Linked DNA regions of Homo sapiens: region 2 is linked to region 1. A link is a loop called in an ENCODE intact Hi-C map of the cell type or tissue named here. Cell type or tissue: gastrocnemius medialis. All regions are shown on one strand. Each heading gives the region's core, and the rest is flanking DNA. Links, peaks and the distances in the headings are about the cores only.

What was found. Peaks named below come from ENCODE experiments on the same cell type or tissue, not always from the same donor. Only the 100,000 strongest peaks of a DNase experiment are listed, where the experiment ranks them.
Region 2: it touches region 1 in a loop (5-fold over the local background); 2 of 110 quality-filtered maps call a loop at or near these places.

What each region holds. Positions count from the first base shown.
Region 1 is chr3:70,826,983-70,837,656 of GRCh38, reverse strand. No RefSeq gene overlaps it. Among named protein-coding and RNA genes, the nearest start is that of FOXP1-AS1, 460 kb to the left of the region's middle. RefSeq lists an enhancer at 3,962-4,540. In gastrocnemius medialis, for the core only: no CTCF peak of the experiment used is centred there; DNase peaks (open chromatin) are centred at 5,016 and 8,386; H3K27ac peaks cover 538 bases.
Region 2 is chr3:70,883,466-70,894,139 of GRCh38, reverse strand. No RefSeq gene overlaps it. Among named protein-coding and RNA genes, the nearest start is that of FOXP1-AS1, 400 kb to the left of the region's middle. In gastrocnemius medialis, for the core only: no CTCF peak of the experiment used is centred there; DNase peaks (open chromatin) are centred at 4,254 and 4,819; H3K27ac peaks cover 1,425 bases.

The DNA.
Region 1 (10,674 bases), core at 830-8,829:
GTGTTTCTGATGCTCAACATCTTCTTTTCTTACCAGTTTTAAGGGGGTTTAAAATCTTGAGTGATTCCAGACCAGTTCATTCCAAAGGATAGCTTTGCACAGTTGTCAAAACCAAAACCTTCTCCAGAATTTTAAATTAATCTCTTGAGGGATAGAGGGTTAGGATGTTGACAGGGCAAAAGAAAAAAACATCCAAATTAATTGGTCCTTAAGAAGTAATTAAACCCAGGAAATTTGGTTATAGAAGGAAGGGTAATTTTGGAATAGGCTTATGATTAAATTTAAGAAAACATAATAAATGCAGTAAGAATATACACGCATATATTTTTCATAGATTGGAGGACAAAATCAGAGCTAATATATGACCTGAGAGCATTCACATCTTCCTCCTCAAGACCCTCCTTCTCCAAAATCAGATTGTACCAGGCATGAAATTCATACAATTGTGAACACCATTACTTACAGTTGTTTCAGAAAACATGTTAGAGCCAGCAAACAGGATAATATGACTTAATGAGGCAATTGTATGTAGAAACTCTGGATAATATCTGAATGAATTATCAATGAAAAATATCCCATAATATAAACTGGGCACTGGTTGAGGACACGACCACTGCTGTTGGTGTTGATGAGCATCAGTGGAGTGCAGCATAAAAACCTGGAGATGAGTGCTCTCTGGGAGTCAGAAAATCAACAAATAGTTGGAAGATGAGCATTTTCAACAGCATTAACCCAAATAACAAGTCAAATGGGCAGAGGAAGCATTTCCTCCAACTGAGTGATAAGTTGTGAATTCTGGAAAGAGTGAAGCATGCTTATCTTTCTCCAGACCCTTTGCTCTCATCGTCCATGCTCCCCTCTATCATGACAGACATTGCTATTGCCTTAGTTGCCTACCCAATTTTTGCTCTTCTTTTCTGTTCCTAGAACCCTGATTTTGTTTGGGATGATCACGTGCCTAGATGAGCCCAGCTTTCAGGTTCTCTTGCCGCTAGGTTTGGCCATGTGACACATTTCTGGTTAATAAGAAATAAGCGGAAATCCTTTGGATTGGGCTTCCTGGAAAGCTTTTGCTTTCTTAATTGAAAAAGGCTGGATTGGCATATCTTTAAACTATTTTTTTAAGCCTATCGCCCTTTGTTTTACTGCTCTTCTTTGTGCCAGAAACATGGATGTGAAGCCTGGAGATGGAGCAGGCATATTAACAACATGAGACATACAGGACAAGGACAAAATCTCACTAATGATGGTGTATTAGTCCGTTTTCATGCTGCTGATAAAGATGTACCCAACACTGGGTAATTTATAAAGTAAAATAGGTTTAATGGACTCACAGTTCCATGTGGCTGGGGAGACCTCACAATCACAGGGGAAGGCAAAAGGCACTTCTTACATGGCAGCGGCAAGAGAGAATCAGCATCAAGTGAAAGGGGTTTCCTCTTATAAAATCATCAGATCTTGTGAGGTGAGATGTATTCACTACCATAAGAACAGTATAGGCGAAACCACACTAAATTATCTCCCATTGGGTCCCTCTCACAACATGAGCAAATTATGGGAGGTACAATTCAAGATGAGATTTGGGTGGGGACACAGCCAAACCATACCAGATGGTGTGGAAGCCAGAAAGAGCCTGGCAGTGTTGAGCAGCAGTAACAATTCTGGGTTGCCTATTTCCAGATTTCTTCATAGGTTTAGAAGCCATGGTTGGCTGAGCTTTCTGTTGCTTGTACTGTACGCTACCTTGAAACACTCAGCTTCACATTCAGCTTTCACCTCATTTGCACAGTAATCATCTGTAAGTTTCCCAAGGGCAGGAACAAAACTTTCTTCACCTACAATCTCTCTATGGTGCCAAAGTAAAGGCTGAAGACCTAGGAAATACCAAAGTACTTTTAGGTGGTGAAAGGGATGCAAGAAATCAAAGGTTTCTTTTATACCAATGATTCTTAACCAAGATTGCATAACAGATCCACCATGTGTAAATATGTATAGAAATAAACTCACAGATGAGCGTAGTGGCTCACGACTGTAATCCCAGTACTTTGAGAGGCTGAGGTGGGCAGATTGCTTGAGCTCGGGAGTTCGGGACCAACCTGGCCAACATAGCGAAACTCCGTCTCTACCAGAAAATACAAAAATTAGCTGGGCATGGTGGTGTGTGACTGGAGTCCTGGCTATTCGGGAGGCTGAGTTAGAAGGATTGCTCGAGCCTGGGAGGTGGAGGTTGCAGTGAGCCGAGATTACACCACTGCACTCTAGCCTGGGTGACACAGTGAGATCCCCATCTCAAAAATAAATAAATACATAAAAAGAAAGAAAGAAACTCACATACACACCTAGGCCCTATCTTCAAATATTCAGATTAAGAAGGTCTGAGATGGGACCCTGCCATCTGTGCTTAAAAAAAATGAAAATCCCTGTAGATGAGATTGAAATCCTTTCTTTGTACAATTGCCAGGAAACTTGGCTTTAATTTTAGGTCCTACTATACGTACCTATCTGTCTCTGTTCTCCAAATTCTCCCTTCCAGGAAAGTCTGCCATTCATGGGTTTCCTCAATGTTTCTGTCATATTTGGAAACTTAATGGCAAGAACCTTTTCCCAACTCCCACATTAAAGCAACCTGTTATTTTATGGTAAAACCCAAAGGTTTTTCTACATTAGCCATTTAGGAGGAACATAAATTGGAACAAGTAAGGGTTAAATCGTGAGCTATGCGCAGTGACTCCTGCCTGTAATCTAAGCGCTTTGGGAAGGTAAGGCGGGTAGATCGCTTGAGCCCAGGAGTTTAAAACCAGCCTGGGCAACATAGTGAAATCCCATCTCTACCAAACAAAACAAAACAAAACAAAATTAGCTGGGTGTGGTGGTGCATGCCTATAATCCCAGCTACCCGAGAGGCTGAGGTGGGAGGATCACTTGAGCCTGGTAAGTTGAGGCTGCAGTGAGCTGTGACTGTGCCACTGCACTCCAGCCTGGGTGACAGATCCTGTCTCAAAAAAAATCGATTAATCAATCAATCATGGCTAGCCAGTCTGGAGCATTTTCAATGAAAAGGCTTCAAGTATATACCTAGTAAGGAGTTAGTAAGATCACTTCCCTTAAGTAATGAAATATTTTCAAGGTGGTTAAATATTGGTTGTCTCTGGAAGGGTCAGGTAGAGAGACAGGGGCATCCAATCAGGTAGGGGCACTCGGGGGCTCTAGTGCTATGGGGCTTATTTCTAAAAGTGGGTGGCAGTTCCATGGATAATTGTTATCTTTATACCTTGTATATGTGTTAGAGATATGTTGTGGGTATAACATTTTGTATAATAAAAATTAAAAATATTGGGCAATTTAGGCAATAGGCATTGCAACTATTCTTTGATCAAAGAACATAAAAACAAACAAAACAAAAAACCAAAATTTTTTTAAAAAGCTGTGTTTCATACAAATTTTCTCTAACAGTGAATGATTCCAATTTCCAGCTTCATCATTTTCTTTTCCACCACCTTAGTACACAAATTTCCTTGATTAAGGAAGTCAGCTATAATAAAACAAATGCCCTGGCCACATTAGAGAGCTCATCTCTAAAGTAAGTGGCATTTTATTTAGAGCAGTAAGGGTGTAATTACTTTCTACTGATCCTCAACTTACGAAAGGGAGAACAGGTCATGGAAGGTTGTAGATCTATCTTGTTTTATTTCCAAACAAATTCTATTTTTATTTTGCTCTCTTGGGTCAGGCTTTCCCGGGATCTACACTACAGGAGAGAGATGCAAAAGTGTATAGATTCCCACAGAGTGGGCAAACTTGCAATTGTATGATTTCAAAAGCTACTTACTTCCCGTCCAACTTTGCATCCTCTTCAGAATGAGAACAGAGAGTTGGACATTTACACGCATGCCTTTGTTTCCTTCTCGAAAGTGATAGAGGATGAGGTAAGGCAGTGACAGGCAAAATTGTAAGGGGTTTGCTCTTCCCCTATCAAAAGTCTGTGGTTTGGCTCCATAGGAAAGAGTTTTGTAGTCAATTAGCCAAACTATGAACTCAAAATCCACAACACAGTGCCTCAAAGAGTCCATTCCAATCTACCGTGACAAGCTACATGAACCTATTTACCACCACTGGTGAATGTTGAAGGCCAGTTCCACGAGTGAGTGGGAAATAACGAATTGCTCAGGCACATTCTGAGACTTCTGCTTTTTATGATTCTCCATTTGGGGATGTCAGCTTCCTGGAAGGCAGGTCTTTGAGATGTTAAAGACCAAATCCCCCACACTGAATGAGATGATTTCCTCCCAGCTTCCTTAAATTGCCCAGAACAATAGTTCTCAAAATTAGTATGCATTAGAAACACCTGGGGCTCCAGCCCCATAACCTCAGGTAGGTCTCAGGTGGGGCTCAGGTAATTCTGACACAGGTAGCCCACATCTGTACTTTTAAGAACACTACCTCTGGGATGCTCCAGTTCCTCTTTGGAGGGAGACTTTCATTTTTGGTGGCTCTGGGGATGACATACATGGTACAGAGGCATCTCTTTCCAGTCCCCACTGTTCCTACACATTTGGCTCAGACCTGAAACCTGGCACCAGATGAAAGGTTTGTCCTAATTTTCCTGCCACTGATTTACTCATTGACCTCTCTACTGCCAAAAACAACAAAAACCAAAAAACAAAAACCCCAAACTTAATAAATTCCTGACACATAACAGGCTCTCAAAACCCTGTGGAATGGCTGACCACAAGAATCCAGTTTTACTTCAGGAAAGAGGTCCAAGAGGCCTCCTGGGATATATCTGAGGGTCTTTGAGGTCTTTCATCTGTATCAGGTCTTTAAATAACTGTTGGAAAAAAAATTTATAAAGATCTCAGGAGCCCACTCCAAAGTCAAATACTGTCAGTTGGAATGTGCTTGGAGTGACTCGATCAGGGGGCTTTTCTGCTATGGAAAACTGGGAAGAGCTCAGCTGTCCACTGACTCAGGGGCCCAGCCACTGTCTGACAACTTCCTTTCTTGCACAAGCTGCCCACTATGCATAAAAGGAAAAAGCTGGCAGCAGATGTTTGCATGAGAGTTGTCCAGTCAAAAAACTGGCTCCAAGTCAAGTTAAAAATAGGGCTTTATAAAATAGATCACACTTGTTCAGTGACAGTTATTCACTGGTCTTTGCATCACCAAGGTCAGTGTTGCCAGCTGCTTTTGATATAGGGAAAGAATTGGCTACTGTTTCCCATGATATCTTTTAAAATGTTAATGCCATATTCTCAGCAAGTTCTCATCCCATTTTACTGTACAGGACATCAGCCTGACATACGTCAGATTGGGACATAAACCATTCATTACCGCTGGGTCCACCATCTCCCTCAGGGACAAGTGAATTGTCTGGATTCGTGGAGAGCTTACTACTACATAATGCCTGATTAAAATAAGCTTTCATCAGTTCAACACATATTTACTGAGACGTGCACTCTGACAGACCTTGTGCAAGGCCCTGCAGAAATAGCAGTGAAACAGCCCCATGTGGCCTGGCCTCATGGAGCTTTTACCCAAGTGCTGGAGTTCTTACCTCTTCTGTGCTATAGAGCTCTTTTGAAGTTTGGTGAAGCCCATGAGCCCCTTCTCAGAATACTATTTTTAAATATATTAAATACATAGGTTTATAAAGTAAACTAATGATAATGAAATTGTTAAATATATAAATACTGTGTTATAATGTATATGTGCTTCTTTACTAATGCACATTGGTTTGTTTTGTTTTGTTTTGTTTTGTTTTTTTTTTTTTTTTTTTTTTTTGAGACTAAGTCTCACTTCACTGCCCAGTCTGGAGTGCAGTGGTGTGATCTTGGCTCACTGCAACCTCTGCCTCCTGGGTTCAAGTGATTCTCCTGCCTCAGCCTCCCTAGTAGCTGGGATTATAGGTGCCTACCACCACGCCCGGCTTATTTTTGTATTTTAGTAGAGATGAGGTTTCACCATGTTGACCAGGCTAGTTTCAAACTCCTGACCTGAAGCAATCTACCTGCCTCAGCCTCCCAAAGTGCTGAGATTACAGGCGTGAACCACCGCACCCAGCCTACTAATGCACGTTGAATAAATTTTTGCAGCATGTCTAGAAAGTACCATAATTTAGAAATGATGAGCATAAATGGTATTTCAAGAAATCAGCAATATCTGTAATGTGATATAAAATGTCTATGATGTATTGTTGACAAAATCACAGCTACTGTTAATGCTACTGTGTTTTGTTGCCTCTATTCATACTAGAAAGAATAAATTTCAGTTTGAGGTTAGTGAAAAAAATGATGCAATCTTTTTCCCAATTAAGTTTATAGCCCACCTCCTGAATATCTATCTGTGGGGGTTTGTCAAGCCAGGTTAATCATTCCTGGCATTGGAATAGACACTGAATTTGATAATTCTACTACACTATGTCTATATCTACATATTTATATAGAAATAAAATATGTGGTAGGTTTTGTCACAGAAAGGTACAGATGCTATTATAATCCCTACTTCAGGTGTTGGTAAGGGAAGGCTGAGATATTTGGAAGAAATAACAGGTAGGTTAGGACATAAAAAATAAGATCAAATGAAGCGAGAGGTGTAAGGAGAGAGAAGTAAGTACTCTTTCAGGAAAAAGAAACTATATATGCAAACTCCATGAAACAAAATAGAGCAGGTATAGGAGGGATGAGAGAAGTTTCTAGGGCTGGACCATGGGGTGGTGAGGTGGGTGTGGTTTGGAAGGGTTATGAGCCCAGACTGCAGCAGTGAAGACACTGGAACATGAAGAAAGGTAGTCCATGCTAAGGAGTTTGTCTTTATCCTAAGGCCAGTGATAAACCATTGTTGGTTTTCAGGAAGTGTGCGAATTGAGGAGATCAGTTGACTCCTGTGCAGAATGCAGACCAGGGGATAAAAGGATAGAGGCAGAGAGACCAGTTAGAAGGCTGGTGGGCTACTGTGGCCACTGATTTAATGTGGGGAGTGAGGGCGTGTGGGAGTGAGCTGGGATTCTGGTGCATGATGGTACCATTTACTGAAACGGAGATTGCAGAAACAGACGTGGGTTTGGGGTCAGAGAGAAATACTAAATTTGGTTTTGGACATGGTGGAGTCCATGTGCCTGTGAGAAATTCTAGTGGCTATAACCAGTATGCAGTTGTACATCTGCATGGAGCCTGATGCATAGAAATAAAACTGGGCTGGAGATACAAATTAAAATAGCCTTTTTTGTGTGTTGGATACCAAACCAAAAATTCTAAAATTGGTGAAGAACTATACTGAATCATGTATTAAGTATTTTCTTTTAAAAACCACCACTTAATGCTATGTATCTGGCATAATATATAATTTGTATGTATTTTCTCAATCTTCAAAAAATTATTTGACCCAGGTATATTTGTACTAACTTTGTAGACAGGAAAATGAATACTAAGAGAAGTGAAGTAACTTGTAGATCATGTAGTAGGAGACAGAAACAGGCTTAAACCAGGTTGTCTGATGTAAAACCCCTGCTCCTTTAGCTGGGCATGGTGACGCACACCTGTCCTTCCAGCTACCTGGGAGGCTGAGCGGGGAGGATCACTTGAGCCTGAGAAAGTAGAGGCTGCAGTGAACCATGATAGTGCCACTGCACTCCAGCCTGGGCAACAGAGACCCTGTCTCAAACAAACAAACAAGCAAACAAACAACAACAAAACACAAAAAAACCACCTACGCTCCTAAATACTGTGTCCTAGGGATTTCTTAACTAATTGCCTTCCTTAAAAAAAAAAAATCATAATACATCATTTATAGAAAAGAAAACAGAAATTTCACTTTCTCTCTGTCTCTAAAAGGTCAATTAATTTCTACAGATTTTTCTTCACATTTTCCTTTGAGGGTACAAATTATATCTAATGAATCTTTTTATCCCTTTCATTGCATTGTACAATATTCACTGAGTACATATATATTAAATGAATGGAAATACAAGTTTCACCTGACTTAGATTCATGAAGTAAGAAGAATATGCATGGAAATTTTATGAATTACTTAAAATTATGTTAGTTGCAAGAGACATAAACCTATAAACCTGATTCAAACAAGTTTAAGGGGGAAAAAAATGAACATTATTTCTCGAATAGTTGAAGTTCTCATCTTCAGGGTGGCTGGATCCAGGTACTGTTCAAATACATCACTAGCTTCGGTCGATATCTTTCTTTAGTTGGTGGGGTTTGTCATAAGAATGCCCCCAGTAGCTCCAGACTGACATCCTCTTAGATTCATTTCCAGGAAAAAAGAGCTTCTTTATTCCAGTCATTCCAGTATGATTCTTTGAATTGCATCTCTCTGGTCTGCCTGGAATCGCATGCTCATTTGGAGCCAAACTCTGGCCAACAGGAAAGGCTGTGATGTCTGGCTGGGTCTGAGTCATAGGTCCACCCTTCAAGAGAGAGGTTGGAAGTTTGCGGGTGAGGATGAGGGTCCTCCCGAAACCATTCGAACTGAGAGGAGGAGAGGGGTGGATTCCCCTGCAGCCACCCCTCCCACCCCCATGGCCAAATCCAGCCTCTTCTAATGGTAAAGGGAGGAATATGTGCTGGGCAGGCAAAAACAACAGATGTCCATTGCATTTGGCCTCAGCAAAATAAGATTCTGGTTTGTCACAAAGAATGCAGTTTTCATATAAATATCTTTGTGTCTGGAGATAAGAATATTTCCACAACAGTAAGTTCTATAGTTAACTATTCAATCACCAGGTGTTATTTTACAAGAGTTGCTTTGTGATTTTAACTGAAATTGAGTAACCTACCCAAGACATAACATTTTAAGGGCATCTAACTTCACAAAATGAAAACAAAGATTAGCAATGTCATCTGGCCTACTGTGAGGAATTTCTAAAGCTATATACTCTGTGATTAAAAAAAAAAAAAGATCATCTCTAACTCCAGTGTAACTTCTGTGCAAAGAATAAGTGACTTATCTTAGAGCAGAGTAAGAAAACTAGCCCTCATTATCTAAAATCTATTTGGTTCCTGAATTCAGAGTGTGAGTTATCACAGAGTGGGACACCTGTATTGGTTTTAGAGTAATCATCCTCTATACTCTGATAGGAAAACTTTTACTTTTTTGGTGTATCCTCATAAACACCAATGACATACACAATTATGTAAATGTAACATTTAACAAAATAAGAACAAAATTCTATCTGTTGAAGATGAACTATAGCATTCTCAAGATGTCTGACAGAGTTAGTTTTGTCTATAAGTAAAGTGAAAGCAGAGAAAAAGAATAACTAGCTGTCTAATGGTAACTGTTAGGCAAATACGTTGTCATTGTTAGCACTGAGTCTGTGGAGCCAATGTTAGGATGCCCCTGGGTGAAACATGTCTAGACATTTCTTAAAGAATAACTGCATCTCATAACGAAACAGAGCAAAATTATATTGGGGTTTTTCTTTAATTTTGTTTTCTCCCTCTCCCCGTTTTGTTTTTGGCTTCTAGAGAGAGATTAATGAAGGAAGGAATGATAAGAAATTGTCCGAGGAAACTGATGAACATAAATATTTCAAGATCAAGAGAGGGCAAAGTAAGATGCAATTAACTAATTGAACACCTACTATGTGCATGGCGTTTTGCAATAAAAACTTCTTATCTTGAAATAATTTTAGACTTATGAAAGAGTTGCACAGATAGTCTAGGATTCCTATATGTTCTTTATCCAGCTTCTCGTTATGTTAACATTTTACATAACTATGGAATATTTGTTAAAATTAAGATATAGACCTTGGAACAGTATTACTAATGAAAGTACAGGCTTTATTTGGATTGTATTGATTTTCACTGTTGTTTCTTTTATTCTAGTCCAGGATGCAATAGAAGATCTATAATGCATTTAGTACAATTCTTTTGAATACACACATATATATATACTTTAGGCTACATTGCCTTCATACAAATTAAACACCAGTTATTGAAAAGTAATTAAGATTCTCAGTGGCAGAATCTCTGATATCAACTGCTGTAATTTTCTTATTTCTACTTTTTACTTATGAATGCGCAAATTTAAAAATTATATTGGGGATATTTTTGCCTAAATATCTTTACTAATTAAAGCACTTTACATTCAGACATTAAAAAGTGACCCCTTTAAAGAGTGCAATATAGCTAGCTTCAAAACCTATGTAGATCCAGTCAGGAAGTTCAATATAATACTATAAGCAAACTACATATGTATATGTATATATGTGTGTGTGTGTGTGTGTGTGTGTGTATACATATATTTTTGAGACGGGAGTCTCACTGTGTTGCTCAGGCTGGAGTGCAGTAGTGCAATTTTGGCTCACTGCAACCTCCATCTCTCAGGCTCAAGCAATCCTCCCACTTCAGTCTCAGTCTCCCAAGTAGCTGGGACCACAGGTGTGTGCCACCACATGAGGCAAATTTTTCGTATTTTCAGTAGAGACAAGGTTCCACCACGTTGCCCAGGCTGGTCTCGAACTTCTGAGTTCAGGCAGTCTGTGTGCCTCGGCCTCCCAAAGTGCTGGGATTACAAGCGTAAGCCACCGCGCCCAGCTGAAACTACTAATATTTGATTAATTAAAAAAACAGACATTTCTTTTCCAAGATTCTGAACTAATAAATGAGAAGTGGTTAAGCAAATTTTGTGGTGATTTGTTGCCTTGCATCTATTATTCGTTTT
Region 2 (10,674 bases), core at 1,391-9,390, 56 kb before region 1:
ACAAACAAATGGATGAACATTCCATGCTCATGGGTAGGAAGAATCAATATCGTGAAAATGGCCATACTGCCCAAGGTAATTTACAGATTCAATGCCATCCCCATCAAGCTACCAATGGCTTTCTTCACAGAATTGGAAAAAACTACTCTAAAGTTCATACAAAACCAAAAAAGAGCCCGCGTTGCCAAGTCAATCCGAAGCCAAAAGAACAAAGCTGGAGGCATCACACTACCTGACTTCAAACTATACTACAAGGCTACATTAACCAAAACAGCATGGTACTGGTACCAAAACAGAGATATAGACCAATGGAACAGAACAGAGCCCTCAGAAATAATGCCTCATATCTACCACTATCTGATTTTTGACAAACCTGAGAAAAACAAGCAATGGGGAAAGGATTCCCTATTTAATAAATGGTGCTGGGAAAACTGGCTAGCCATATGGAGAAAGCTGAAACTGGATCCCTTCCTTACACTTTATACAAAAATTAATTCAAGATGGATTAAAGACTTACATGTTAGACCTAAAACCATAAAAACCCTAGAAGAAAACCTAGGCAATACCATTCAGGACATAGGCATGGGCAAGGACTTCATGTCTAAAACACCAAAAGCAATGGCAACAAAAGCCAAAGTTGACAAATGGGATCTAATTAAACTAAAGAGCTTCTGCACAGCAAAAGAAACTACCATCAGAGTGAACAGGCAACCTACAGAATGGGAGAAAATTTTTGCAATCTACTCATCTGACAAAGGGCTAATATCCAGAATCTACAAAGAACTCAAACACATTTACAAGAAAAAAACAAACAACCCCATCAAACAGTGGGCAAAGGATACGAACAGACATTTCTCTAAAGAAGACATTTATGCAGCCAAAAGACACATGAAAAAATGCTCGTCATCACTGATCATCAGAGAAATGCAAAACAAAACCACAATGAGACACCATCTCACACCAGTTAGAATGGCAATCATTAAAAAGTCAGGAAACAACAGGTGCTGGAGAGGATGTGGAGAAACAGGAACACTTTTACACTGTTGGTGGGACTGTAAACTAGTTCAACCATTGTGGAAGGCAGTGTGGCAATTCCTCAGGGATCTAGAACTAGAAATGCCATTTGACCCAGCCATCCCATTACTGGGTATATACCCAAAGGATTATAAATCATGCTGCTATAACGACACATGCACACGTATGTTTATTGTGGCACTATTCTCAATAGCAAAGACTTGGAACCAACCCAAATGTCCATCAATGATAGACTGGATTAAGAAAATGTGGCACATATACACCATGGAATACTATGCAGCCCTAAAAAATGATGAGTTCATGTCCTTTGTAGGGACATAGATGAAGCTGGAAACCATCATTCTCAGCAAACTATTTTAAGGACAAAAAACCAAACACCATATGTTCTCACTCATAGGTGGGAATTGAACAATGAGAACACATGGACACAGGAAGGGGAACATCACACACTGGGGTCTGTTGTGGGGTGGGGGGGGGGAGGGATAGCGTTAGGAGATATATCTACTCTTAAATTACGAGTTAATGAGTACAGCACACCAACATGGCACATGTATACATATGTAACAAACCTGCACGTTGTGTACCCTAAAACTTAAAAAAAAAAATGAGTTCCGATAGACCCTTTCCTACAAGTTTCTCTGATGTCTTGTATCTGAAGATGCAGAACATGAAATTAGATTTTCTTGATGACCATTATTAGGATTATAAACATCTATAATTGTTCAGCTTTTTCTTCCAAACTTTTCTTTCTTAATGGTTGATTAGAGAAAATTTTGCATTTATTATATATGCCTTGGGTGCCTCCAGCCCCCTGCAGTATTTATCACCTGAAATGGGCAAATAATCTGTTAGAAATATTTGTTAAATAAGAGTCAACAATTATTGAATGAAGTTGCAAAAACTAAGTTCAGAGGACAGAGCTGTGACACCTACATGACAATTATTTTAGGCAATCAGAGCTCTTTTAGATTTTTGGTTTGTGTTTTTTTTTAATTAGTTTTTTGGTAGGGATCATGTTCCAGGTTTCCAGAAGACTTTTAGAACAACAGCTTTCAAAAGGAAAATGATATTATTTGGTTTTTAATTAAAGAAACCATCTTTCGTACACTAAGATTGAATGAAATGTCTACTTTTTAGTCTCAAATAGATTTTATAAAACATTTAAGTATGTAAAAAGTTTAGTTTTCAATCAAAAATGTGTTTATTTTGAACACAAATATACGTAATAAGAATAGAACCAAAAAATTATGTATGTTTTATTAGTTTCCCAGGGTTGCTGTAATGAATTACTGCAAACTACATGGCTTAAAACAACAAAATGTATTCTCCTGCAGTTCAGGAGGCCAGGCATCTGAAATCAAGACGTCAGCGGGGTCGATTTCTTCTGGAAACTCTGAGGAAGAATCTGTCCCATGCCTCTCTCCTAGCTTCTTGTGGTTGCTGGCAACTCTTGGCTTTCTCTGGCTTGTAGCTGCACACTCCAGTGTTTCCTGTCATCTTCATATAGCTTTGTGTCTCCTTTCAAGGACAGCAATCATTAAATTCAGGGCCCACCCTAATCCAGTATGATTTCACTTTAACTTGATTACATCTTCAAAGTCCCTATTTCCAAATAAGGTCACATTCACAGGTATTGGAGGTTAGGACTTGCAGGTATCTTTTTGGTGGGGATAAATTCAACCCCCTAAATATGTGTACATATTAGATATGTGACCATGTGCTATAGAATATACAGTGTAAAATCATACAAAGTATATACTTTCTCTTGATAGATGATTTTACAGATATGGAGGAGAGAATCAACTTCAGACTGATTTTTAAATGGCACCATCTTAAAAATAAAGATTTTAATGTCCTACTTGGAAAACGCATGTAACCTTTCAAGTCAAAGAATGAAGTTCCAACACCAGGAAACTCACTATTCTGGCCATTCTATCTTGATTCTAAGTGAACATTCTAATTAGAACCAACCCTCATAATTACTTTTATATTAATAGCATTATAAGGTAAATGTTCTTCTATCTGGGTTTTATCTCTCTGCTATAAATTGCATTGTTAGCTCATATCATGCCCCTTGCATTATCAATTATTGGAGGCACTTCTTAAACGGAATTGGGGCCATGAGTAATTGGAGAAGCATCTGATAGATGGGGAAATTTTTTACTTTCCCTTGCAAGGCTGGATCTCCATAATTTGGCCGTGAAAACATTGATATAAGACATCGCTTCAATTCATTCTGGGATTTTTTTTGCAATGTCGGTGTAAAAAGCTATTGAGCAGGCAGGGGAATTCCTAACAGATGAACCTCTGACTTATTTTTTAGCTTTTTACTGATGTCTTACAAAGAAGAAAGTACATTTATGTTTGTCAACATAAAAATGCTTTTATCTCTTGGTAAAAACCTACAATACTCTCTGTTGTTCACCAATAGCCACCCTCCCACTAAAACAGAGGAAAAGTTTCTCATTTGGGGAACAAATTTCTCTTTATACACTTTTGAGTTCAACACAAATTGGTGACCCTGAGGAGGAAGACGTTATAGACCCTTAAATCCCTAGATCCACCCAGAAATCCAGCTTGATTCATTTTCGCTTGTTCTAGTAGTCTGATTTATGTCAGGAGACTGTGTTTATGGAGATCAGGTGGCCTTTCTCACAAGCCTTTTTAATTTGCACCATTATCTGCTGATAACAGCGTAATGAGCCTGCATCTTCTGAAAAATAGAAAAAGTGTGCTTTTCCACAAAACACTTGTAAGACTGCATGGATTGCGGGGAAGTGGTATTGGATGCTATTAATGGGATGGTAGCTGACAAAAATGTCAAAGATGTAAGTTATTGTTCCAGGCCACTTGAAACCTTAGAATATGTTCCCCCAGTCACCCTATTAATGGAGATATATTATCTCTCTGAGAATTTCCTGTCAAACTCTGTTAAGTAAATAAAGAATAGGTGAAATATCAGAAACAGAGCTAACAAATGGAGCTAAGGCCTCCACTGGAAAGAAAAGAGCCAGCTGTTTACCGTGCTAATTCGAAACAAAATGAAAATGTATGTTTTTCATCTTTGTGGAATATAATTTTCAAACATAGACTGGAAGTTGGCTTTAGAAAAGACTTTTTTCTTTTTTTGAAAGAGATATTTAGTGGTCTGGTTTGTGTGTGACAAATGTGACTCTGGCCTTGACTTAAGACACATGTCTGGCTGAGCCCTGCATGTTGCCTCGAAATTGAACTCAAACCATGAAGTAATATTTGAGTCATTCAGCCGTGTTACTCTCAATGTGTCAAGATCAGAATGTACTAGAACTTTTTATAGTCAGAGACACAGCTAATTGTAGATACCGACTATCAGGCAGGACCCAGGGAATTTGGTGTAGGTGAGCAGAGCCACCCAGCTCTGTGGTTCCGGTGGTCCTGTGCAGATCTCAACCAAAGCCCATGTCATCCTAGGAATCTAACATAGAATCCATATTGTTCAGCCAGTGCTTCTCAATTAGGGGTGAGCATCCACACCCCCATACCCCCACTCCTGCTCTCCTGCCAGGGACACTGGGCAACGTGTGGAGGCATTTTTGGTTTGCATATTTGGGAAGGTTGCTACTGGCATCTGGTGGGTAGGGACCAGGAAAGCTGCTAAGAATTCTACGGTGCCCAGGACAGGGACCCACAGCAAAGGATTATTCAGCCCCAAATGTTGACAGTGCTGAGGCTGAGAAACCTAGCTCTTTTATTTTTGAGACAGAGTCTTACTCTGTACACCCAGGCTGGAATGCAGTGGTGCAATCTCAGCTCACTGCAACCTCCCAGGTTCAAGTGATTCTTCTGCCTCAGCCTGCTGAGTAGCTGGGATTACAGGCACATGCCACCACACCCAGCTAATTTTTTTGTATTTTTAGTAGAGATGGGGTTTCGCCATGTTGGCCAGGCTGGTCTCGAACTCCTGGCCTCAAGCAATCCATGTGCCTTGGCCTCCCAAAGTGATGGATTACAGGCAAGAAGCCTAGCTCTTGAACAGTGATTCTTAAACATGGATGTGTGTCAAAACCATCTGGACAGCTAAGAAGGCAAAGGCCCAGGCTCATTGAGGTGACTGTGGGGTAAACACACCTGAGAGCAATAACATAAGTACACCCTGAGAATGACCCCGTATGGCAGATGCACCTGCATGTGTTTTCTGAGCTAGGGAATCCAGGAGTGGCCAACCCGGAGATTTCATTCCTTATCTATGATAAATGTTTGAGCCCCCAGCCTGTCCCATCTAACACGGCGCATATAGGGGATTGAGGCCCTGAGTTCTTGGGTTAAATGAAGGTTTCCAGGAGGGGGTTGTTAGTGGGAGGGTGTTAAGTGAAAACGCTATATAATATTTGATTCATGATGTTTGCAGGCGGTTGGGGTTCTACTGCCCCGTCAGTCAGCACTGTAGGAAAGTGGATGTGTTGTCTAGCCAGTTGCCACTGGATCATTTTGGTAATTAAGTTGGTTCTCCTGTCCAGCCCACTGCCACTGGACTCTCCCCCCTGTATGGAACCCCTAATAAAACCCCAGGTCTCCTTTGCTGGCTCTGGGTCTCTTCTTGAACCTGGTGCCTTCACTATTGGAATTAATAGGGGTTTGGCAAAACAGGGAGGGCCTGAGCCTTTGTAGTTTTATCAAGTTTTTACGTGATTCTCACTCAAGTTCAAAAGCCACTGGTATAGGCTATTAATTAGATTCGGAAGTTGGACATGAACCATTTACCAATTTTTTTGGTCACACATTTATTATTTTTTGGTCACCCCTGTAATCTCAGCTACTTGGGAGGCTGGGGCTGGAGAATCTCATGAGCCCAGGAGTTCAAGGCTGCAGTGAGCTACGGTCACGCCACTGTGGTCCAGCCTGGCAGACAGAGTGAGACCCTGTATCTAAAAGAAAACATACAGAAACAACTTTGTGTGATTGTTTTTGTATGTTTTGTCTTCTTCAACTGCTCTAGATTTTTTTGCACAGGAAAATGTATGCTATAATGGTAATTTATTAATCATTATTTTTCTAGGCCAGTATTTCCCACTCAATCTGTGGGTTGTGAAGTTGCTACGAGGACTTTGAGAATCCGTATGTGTGCAAGCATTGCTCATAGAACTGAAAAAAAATCTTACACATATAAATATATGAATATTTTCCAAATTATATAGATGATCTGATTAATCATGTACACACTCATTTAAAAGTATTACTCATTGAATGTTTTAGAAAGAGATGAACACAAATATATCTCTACTGTCAGGTGGGTTCATAAAATATTTAAATATTTATTTTGCAAAGGGATCCTCCAAACTTAAAGGCACCTGCAGACTACATTTTCGAGATTTTTCCACAGTTTTTTTTTGAGACAGATTATTTGCCCATTTCAGGTGATAAATACTGCAGGGGGCTGGAGGCACCCAAGGCATATATAATAAATGCAAAATTTTCTCTAATCAACCATTAAGAAAGAAAAGTTTGGAAGAAAAAGCTGAACAATTATAGATGTTTACAATCCTAATAATGGTCATCAAGAAAATCTAATTTCATGTTCTGCATCTTCAGATACAAGACATCAGAGAAACTTGTAGGAAAGTGTTTTTTTTAATCACTGTATCAGTTTCTACTGAGATCCATGTACAGTTCTATATCTAATACTTGGTTTAGAGCACTGTTGCTCTAAGCTTGATTTCTCAAATAAGTCACCTGGGGATCTTGTTGTCCTACAGATTTTGATTGAGTTTGCCTGGACTTGTAATTCAGCAATCACCACAGGCTCCCAGGAAATGGAATGGCCCTGACCCTCAGACCACGGTTTGAATAGTGGGAATTCAAAGATGTTAGTTTCTGGAAGTTTATGCACTTTTGGCACCACGTATCTTAAAATACACTGTTGAAATGACTGGATCGTAGTAAAGCGGGGAGAGAAAACCAACTAAACACAATAATGCAACTCACATTTCACTTATGTAAATGTTATAGAAAGTCCTTGTACTTGAACTGATTAATTTTTTTTAACGGAGTGTTACTAGACAATAAGAACATGGGAAGAAAATTCAGATGAGAACAAAATTCCATATAGAAGGTGGCTTAGTATGTTAGCGCTGTTATAACAAAATATCTTAGACTAATTTGTACACAGCAAAAATGTATCACTCACAGTTTTGGAGGCTAGGAAATCCAAGATTGAGACCCAACAGATTCAGTGTCTGATGGGGATCGCCCTCTTCTTGAAAGAAGGCACCTCGTTGCTGCTTCCTCATGTGGTGGAAGAGATGAAGAGGTTCCTCCAGCCCTTTTATAAGGGCACTAATCATGAGCTAATCACCTCACAAAGGGGCCACCTCTCAATACCACCACATTGGAGATTAGGATTTCAACATATGACTTTTTTGGAAAGACACAAACATATCAGAAAGCTTTGACAGCAGGTGACTCTATCGGCTGGATGCTCCAGATAGCCCTGAACATGAATCACATTTTATTCCCAGCCAACCCCCTATCATTACTTCTGCAAGCACCACCACGGAGAAAATCAGCAACCTCATGGCTTGCAGGTGGGATCGCTCGGGTCACTTTAGAGGCTGTCACATCTCTTTGTAAATGTTTCTAGATATCCCTCCCTGACTCCCCAGGACCATTAATTGGTTTGTTTATCTGTGGTAGAAACAGGATACTAGTGGAAGAAAGCAGGCATATAATAGGTTCTCAGTGTGGGTTTGTAGATTAGTACCAATGAATATAGGACATGTTGGCCCAATTGGCATTTTCTCCTCTGGCCTAGATTCTGGTACTAAACTCTGGCTAATAAACTAAAGCTTCTATTAAAGCACACAGCAGTGAATTAAAATATAGATGTAAAATATGCCTTGACAGCTGACCTTGGAAACACAAAACTCAGAGGTACAAATCATGTATCCCCACCAACAGCCAGACAGAGAACAGACTCCACCTAACTGGGGGCAACATCTACTCACTCCAGCCAATGGGTGTGCTGCAGGAATAGGGGTTTCAAAATTCTCTCAATTTTCCAAGGTGAAAATCTGAATTTTTTATGTGTGAAACCTCCTGATTTTAAGTATGGAAAAAATAACTTAAAAAATTCAAACCTAGGTGTAGAAAAAAAAAATGACACTGGAAGTTGACTTTGGTTTTCACGGCACCAGTTTACAACCTTTGGTCTACAGCAGTGGTTCTCGAAGTGTGATTCTCTGACCAGCAATATCTGTATCACCTGGGAACTTGTTGGAAATGTAAACTCTCGGGCGCCACCTGGGATCTACTGAGTCAGAGACCCTCAGGGAAGGTCCCAGCAGTCTGTGTTTCAATAAGGCCGCTGTGAGACTCAGCTGCAAGCTCAAGGTTGTCAAGCACTCGTCTAGAGCTTTCCTGATGTGCCCTGTGCCCAGGTCAGTTCTTTTTTTTTTTTTTTTCTTTTTGAGGCAGAGTCTTGCTCTGTCACCACCCAGCCTGGAGTGCAGTGGCACAATCTCTGCTCACTGCAACCTGCACCTCCTGGGTTCAAGCGATTCTCCTGCCTCAGCCTCCAGAGTAGCTGGGATTATAGGCGTGCACCACCACGCCTGGCTAATTTTTTGTACTTTTAGTAGAGATGGGGTTGCACCATGTTGGCCAGGCTGGTCTCAAACTCCTGACCTCAGGTGATCCACCAGCCTCACCTCCCAAAGTGCTGGGATTATAGGCATGAGCCACCGCGCCCGGCCCTGGATCAGTTCTTTCTTGCTGCGAGGCTCCTGCCTCAGTTTACTATTTAGTGCGAGAATTCCAAGTTTCCTTTCAAATCGGAGATCTGAAATAAGGCTATTCTCCCTTTTTAGCTATTGCACTGAGGGGCTGTACCTCACCCTCACCTGCCTGTCACTGGCTTGGGTTGGTTTTACTTTAATCTGTTCCCAACCTGCCTAAATCTCTAGTCTGGAAACCGTTCAGCCCCTTTCTTTCAATACCCAGATGAAAGATATGAAATGGCTGTTTCTGTAGGTAAAAAAATGGTTGCATCTGATGCAACATATTGGTAATATTGTTACTTGTGGTATACTTGCTTTCTACAATGTATATTGTCTCACAGAATTGTTGTCAGGAGTACATAAAATCATATATATCACATGCCTGGCCCACTGCTTGGCACACAGTAAGCTTTTAGTAACTGTTAGCTATTACAGTTACCATGTCTAATACAATGATCCAGCAAGACAATCATTCCCTTGTTTAGGTGAACATGTGGAAGCTCAAGGAGTTAAATTCTGAGAAATTGCATAGGTCAGAAGAGGCAAGTACAGGGCTTGAACTCTGGGATTTTATTCCCAAATTTGTGCTCTGTTCCCCATGGTGCATGGTCTCTCCACCTGTGTTGGTGAGCAGGGCTGCAGGGGTTGACATTTTTTTCCAGACACTGCATTTTGACCTGCTGGGTCCCCTCGTCTAAGGCAGAGTTTCTGCTTTAAGACAGTGGGAACGCCAGGGTCATGGCTAGCTCCGAATGATCCCCTAGCACTGACTCATCCGCGATTCTGTGCACAGTGAGACGTCAAGGGGGAGATACAATTGGGAGGAAGCAGTTCCGGATTCAGTACCTTCTGGCTGGGTTGAAATTGCTGGAGGAAATTTCATTCCTGGCCACTAGCGGAACATTTAGGTTCCCCTGGCCCATAACCAGGAGCCCAGGAACGGCTCTTCAATGTGTGCCAAGGGCATTGGTAGGGAAAGCCCCAGGTCAGACAAGAGGGCCAGCAGAGGCAGCACGGGTAACGGTGCTCTATCGGTGAAGTATTACCCAAAAGAATGGGGTGACAGAGCCACTGGAAGGTTTGTGTCTGCCACTGATGGTGGTCCTCACCAAGGAGGCAAGAGCCGGCTGGATTCTTGACCAAGCTCTGCCTGCAGAACCAAGCTCCCACAGGGCTGCACCACCTGGAGGAGTCATCTTTTTCTGATTCTCTCAAAGGTAGAGCTGGGGTTCATGCTGGTCCCCAGTAAAGGTCAGCAGGGCTAGGGAAGAGGCTGAGATGTGGATGATCCCATATAAGACAGAGCAAGAATTCTATAGGGCCTTTGAAATCAGGTGTCATTGAGGGACGATAAAATGCTGTCTCTTGCGAAAATCATGTATTCCTTCACTTATTCAGCACGTAGTAGACTTTAGTTTTTAGAGCAGTTTGAGGTTTAGCAGAAAGGGCAGAGAGTTCCATACCCCTCCCTCTCTCCTCCTCCTACCTCCCAGTTTCCACTATTATTACCATCTTGCCGTAGTATGGTATATTTGTAACAACTGATAAACCAATACTGATATATTATTATTAGCTCAACTCCATAATTTACATTAGGTCTCATGCTTTGTATGGTACATTCTGTGGGTTTCCGCAAATGCATGATGACATATATCCACCATTATAGTATCCTCCAGAATAGTCTCACTGCCCTAAAGATCCCCTGTGCACCCTTTACTCATTTCTCCCTTCCTCCCCTCAACCACTGGCGACCACTTATCTGTTTATTGTCTCTGCTGTTTTACCTTTCTCAGAACGTCATACAGTTGAAATCATAGAGTATGTGGTCTTTTCAAACTGGCTTCATTTACTTGGCAATGTGCATTTAAAGTTCCTTCCTGCTTTTTCT